Linked DNA regions of Homo sapiens: region 1 is linked to region 2. A link is a loop called in an ENCODE intact Hi-C map of the cell type or tissue named here. Cell type or tissue: PC-9. All regions are shown on one strand. Links, peaks and the distances in the headings refer to the core of each region. The heading gives the core; the rest is flanking DNA. Region 1 overlaps IGFBP7-AS1 (IGFBP7 antisense RNA 1). Region 2 holds the start of LINC02380 (long intergenic non-protein coding RNA 2380).

Evidence for each region. A loop is a pair of places that touch in the nucleus more often than their neighbours do. Peaks named below come from ENCODE experiments on the same cell type or tissue, not always from the same donor. Only the 100,000 strongest peaks of a DNase experiment are listed, where the experiment ranks them.
Region 1: a loop joins it to region 2, with 2.7 times the contacts of the local background. A loop is called at or near these places in 2 of 110 quality-filtered maps.

The regions. Positions count from the first base shown.
Region 1 is chr4:57,189,521-57,192,325 of GRCh38, forward strand. All of the region lies in intron 2 of IGFBP7-AS1 (IGFBP7 antisense RNA 1), which reads left to right. Among named protein-coding and RNA genes, the nearest start is that of IGFBP7, 81 kb to the left of the region's middle. In PC-9, for the core only: a CTCF peak has its summit at 1,540 (motif pointing right); no DNase peak of the experiment used is centred there.
Region 2 is chr4:57,425,459-57,428,263 of GRCh38, forward strand. It overlaps LINC02380 (long intergenic non-protein coding RNA 2380), which reads left to right and starts at 414. Exons shown (of 6, transcript NR_125907.1): 1 at 414-560; 2 at 1,521-1,651; 3 at 1,847-1,969. RefSeq lists an enhancer at 1,345-1,639. In PC-9, for the core only: a CTCF peak has its summit at 1,520 (motif pointing right); no DNase peak of the experiment used is centred there.

The DNA of each region.
Region 1 (2,805 bases), core at 150-2,649, 240 kb before region 2:
TCCTAACTCCAGGCCTCCTGATGCCCATATTCTGTTCCAAAGACCACAGTCCAGGCTTTAGGGCATAGCCTCAGGCTCTCCTACCCACTAACCCTCTAGGTTCTGTTTGTTTCCCCCCTTCTACTCTCTTCTATGCCATTCCTCTAGGCTTTTACCTTGCCATGTGACAGGCTTATGTGGTAAACTAATGGGTCCTAATGACTGCCACACACACACACACACACACACACACACACACACACACCCCTATATATAAGGCCACATGCGGTGGTTCACGCCTGTAATCCCAGCACTTTGTGAGGCCGAGGCGAGTGGATTGCTTGAGCTCAGGAGCTTGAGACCAGCCTGGGCAACATAGTGAATCCCTGTCTCTACAAAAAAGTTCAAAAATTAGCCAGGCATGGCGGCGCTCACATGTAGTCCCAGCTACTTGGGAGTCTGAGGCAGGAGGATTGCTTGAGTCCAGGAGGTCGAGGCTGTAGTGAGCCATGTTCATGGCCTGGGTGACAAAGTGAGACCCTGTCTCAAAAAAATATTTATATATCCATATGTATCTCCTTGGGGTGTGTGTGTGTAGTGAGACACAATATGGCATAGTGCCTAAAAGCATATACTCTGAAGCCAATCCTATGTTTGAATCTTTTTTCTGCTAAATACTGTGTGTCCCTGAGAAAGTTGCTTACCCATTCTGTTCTTCATATTACGGGGTTAACAACAGCACTAAATCATAGGGTTGTTGTAGATATAAAAGCGATAATAATTGTAAAGGGTTTAGTTCCTGTGCCTTGTAGCTACCAGGATAATAGGCCTAATAGACAGCACCCTATGGAAACAGCTTTCCATTTTAACAAGGGACTTTGGTAAACACATGCGCTGAGTACAACACTCTTGGAAGATCAGATATTTGATGGCATTCAGATGACAGCATGTGAGCAGATGCCTATTCTGTCTGGGTGTTAGGGGACAGAGCACTAGGTGACTTGGCTGCTGTCTCTGATCTTAAAAATTGCTCAGACCCTGGCAATTGAGGATAAGACAATAATAGCAATGTTGTATTCAGGAGCGTTGCTTTAAATAATCCTTCTCCCTAATAGCTTTGCCCCTGGCGTGTGACAGGTGTTTACATTATTAAGTAAAAGCATTTAAACAGCGACCTCCTTGGTATAAGGGTGAAGGAGATTAAAATCCAAGCAGTGCTCCAGCTATTTAAATCAATGAGACTTGTCAGATCTGTAACACATGAGCTACTTAGAGGGCGCAGGCACCTATTGTTTTGGAGCTTCGACTAATATCTCAATATGCTCCCTCCCTCCAAGTCTAGCCAGGCCCTGGGATGCTCATTAAAGGCTGGTCTGACCACGGCCTCTTTCCCTGTGGAAGCAGCATTAACTAACTCTTGGCTAGATGCGTGGCAAATAGTTATGCTATTAGGGAGGATCAGAGCTTGAGTTGATTCCTGCTTAGAGAAATGACCTTGCACGGAATTCCAGCGGTTAAGTTCCTTAGCTAACCAGAAGCAGGGACCATAAACATTGTCCCCTTCTTCCGCTAGGGGGTGCTAAACCAGGCTGCTTGGCTTTGCCCACAGCCATCCTTTCTTGAGTTGTGTTTTCCCAGTCTTTAGCTATGACATTGACAACTTCAGGTCCACCTGCTGCATTGAGGAACCAAGTTTCTGAAACTTAAATCTCTCTCTTTTTTAAAGCTTCATGCTCTCATCATGAACAAGAAACCTCTCTCTTCCTTAGTAATCAAACTTAGATCCTTCATTTGTGTCAACGGAAGGGAAGTCTCCACGTAAGAAGAGCAGCTGGACCTTAAAGATCCAACTCTTATTCCTCAAGATTTATTGTCCCCTTGGAGGTCTCTAGCTAATTTCTGCAGGTCCTACAAGGCTGGCTTCAGAGGGAGCTGATTCATTATTAATTCTCCAGTTCTAAGCAGGCGAACAAGGTGGGGGACACTTGAACCTTTTAATTCCTTGGATTCACAGCTGAGCCAGGCTGGCCACAAAAGGAACTGCACACAGGCAGGGTTACAAGGCAAAGTTTACTTTTCTTCAATTTATGGCCTCATATGTCTGCCTGTCTGACTCATGGAATGTTGCCAGGTGGAGGGTTCCTGATGCCAAGAGACCGCTTAAGCCTCATCTGTGGAAGTGCTGGTTCAGCAGAGGGTGAAGCACTTTCTTCCTGGGTGGTCTCAAGTTCTCTTTTCCTGGTGATTGACTTTGGGAAGTTCTTCCTGTCACAGGAAAGCCCTACTTCTATCCATAGCAGCAGGTGAGGCCACAGCCTTTAGTCTCTACATGACTTCTTTGTCAAAATGCAACATCAAAGGGTTCACAAGGAAAAGAGACCCATGCAAATAATCCCTGGCTGCTCACAGTGTCAGGACCAGCAGCACAAGTATCCCCTGGGAGCCTATTAGAAATGCAGAATCTCAGGCCCCCAGCCCTTTTGAAACAGAATTTGCATTTTAACAAGCTGCCTAGATAGTTTGTGTGCATGCTGCAGCTTGGGAAATAGTGACAGAGCAGAGAGACAGCCTTTTGTCTACACTGTCTCTTTCCACCACAAGAAACAACTGCATTAAAGCTTGGTTCAAGGAAAAGTCCTGTGATGTCCCTGTCCTTTGGAGCTGAGGAATTAACATGGGCTCTGTGGGGTTTTTCTGGAGGATGGCAGAATTGTTGGGGATGCTTGAACTTCTGAAAATGTTTGAAGGGAGAAGGAATGTAACGAACCTTCTGCTCAGAGCAAAGCAATGAGACCGCATCATGGGTTAGAGACCACTGCACAAGTT
Region 2 (2,805 bases), core at 254-2,753:
GCACTTTTCAAGAAAATTAGAGTTAATAAGATATCTGAAGATGGAAAACATGCCATCATCCTTCCAAATGTTAGTTGTTGATGACTGTTCCATCTAGTGGGAGATGTCACTTGGCATAGAGAAAAATGCACTGGGCTGTTGATAACCATGGTCTTACCTGTACCATTGACTGTTGGTGAGGTGTTGGGTACATGTTCCAAGTTCACTGAACCTCCGTTTACTCATCTGTAAAATAAGCACTTTTACTCACACAGTCTCAGAGCACTGAACACTGTGCCTGAAAGGGAGGACACTCAGTGTGTGGTAGAGAAGATGATGATGGTGATGTTGAGGGTGACCACAATGATGATGACAATGTGATGATGACATAATGAGCCATCACATTAGTAAGGGTTTTCTAGAGAAACAGCCAATAGAATGTCCTAAGATATGCAGTTGGCAAGCTGGAGACCCAAGAAGAGCCAATATTTCAGTTTGAGTCTGAAGGCAGGAAAAGACTGATGTCCCATCTCAAAGCAGTCAGGCAGAGGGAGTTCCCTCTTGTTCTCACTCAAGGAAGGGTGAGTCGTTGTGTTCTACTCAGTCTTTTGACCTATTGGATGAGGTCTGCCACATTTAGGAATGCAATCTGCTTCACTCAGTCTCTCAATTCAAATACTAATTTCATCGAGAAACACCCTTATAGACACACTTAGAATTATGTTTGACCAAGTATCTGAGAATTTTGTGGCCCAGTAAGTCAACACATAAAATTAACTACCACAATTATGATCATCAAGGGATCTTGCCCTTTACTTCCAAATTCGGTGATTCTAATAAGGGTGCTTTTTTTTGTAAAGCAGTCTTCAAAAACTTGCTTTTTGTAAAGGTTCTGACTTATAGGAAGCTCAGAGTTTTGCATTCTTTTGCTTGGGGAAGCAATTTGAAAAAGGAATCTTACACTTTCAGAACATGCTTTTCAAAATCCTGTTTTCTGACCTCTTGCTTAATGACACCCAATCTCACGGTGCTACATTGTATATATCAGAGAAGCAGCCTAGCCTAGTGCCTAAGAGCTTAAGAACATTGTTAAATTCTTGCTTTGCCACGTACCAACTTGTGTAACTTTGGGCAAGTTACTGAACCTCTCTGTTTCAGTTTCCTCACCTGTAAAACGGGATGGAAATAGTGCCTATCTTATAGGATTGTTGTGAGGATGACATATGTTAATGCATGTAAAGTACATAGACTAGCACCTACCTGGCACAGGGTACACACCCATTAACTATCAGATATTATATATACAACTGAAAAATTAAAGATTTACAGTGGTACCACATTTCAATCCTGTTCATTTATAATCTGTTGTGAAACTTACCAGATAATATCTTTAATTGATGGTATTTTGTAGTTGTCACTCAGCTTCGGGATTTGTTCTCGAGTCTTCCTTGAAAAGCATTTGTGTGTGTGTGTGTGTGTGTGTGTGTGTGTGTGTAAAAGCCTCTGCTAATGAACGTTGATGCAGTGCATCTGCCCACCAGATGGCGCAGTGCTCCCGCTGTTCCGAGGCTCAGCTACCCTGAGGGAGGCAGGGAATTTTGATCAGCTTCTGAAGAATCACCTCATCTCTCCCCGCAGAGAGCACAGAGCACAGGACTTCACGTTATGTCAAGTACATGTCGCTAGTTCTTGTTTGTGACTTTGTAAGAACTCGTAGGCTATAGCATTATATTTTGCAAGAAATTTGTATTATAGAAAAATGATTCATAAATTAAATAAATTAAAATGGTCATATATATGTATGTATGTATATACACACACAGATATCAACATGTGCACAGGTCTAACATAGTTTTTCTGTCTGCAGCATCTCTTGCAAAAGCCCAGCTCCTAGAGAGCAGGAGCCTTCCCAGACTGTGTCAAATTACCTCGGGGATGGAGAGACTTACATGGCATTAATAGAAATCAAATGGCAGAGCTCGGGTTTCTGGTAAGAGCGGGTCCTGGCTCCTTCCTTACATGAAGACCTGTCCAACACTGCTTGCTATCTCCTCCTGTGCCATCTGAAATCTGTGCCTCAAACCGACCAGCAGCCTTCTAAATCTCTTTATTCTAAATTTGGCGCAAACTTCTTTCATCTGTGACTTTTGGAGTCTTCTGCTGCATCACCCCATGATCCAACTTGGAGTTGGGCTCTGTTTCATTGACTTACCAGCTCTCATCATAAAGAACCTTTTTTAGCCCCCAAAGAGTCTGAACAACAGACCTCCTCCACATGGAAATGGTGAATTGATCACACTGAAAACTATTTTGAAGTCAAGCAAGGCCAGCTTATGTCACTCTCCTGCAGCAGAGAATGACTTTCACTTGCTCACTTTCACACTTGCAACCTTCCATTTTCCACAAACTGTCACTGTGGTCTGTTAGAAATATAAATTATGTCATTTCACTCTTCTCCCTAAAACTCTTCATAGATTGCACATTCTTTATTCCTAACATCTTTTATACACTCATTTCAGAGTACTAATGGCATTTGTAACACTATTACTTGCTTATTTATTTTATAACTTCTCACCTAGAGTGTAGGCTCTAAGAGTGGGAACTTTGTTGCTCTTGTTCTCCAAAGTATCCCTTTGAGCTAATGCAAAGTTAAATATAGGAGACACTCAATAAATAATTATGGAACCACACTGTTCTTTCAGCTGCCTGCCACTTTTCATGACTTAGAGCCCCTAAAGTCCATATCCAAAGAAAATTACAAAGTGACGATAATGAAAAACAAAGAACAATGATCATTTATTGAGCACATACTATACACCAGGCATT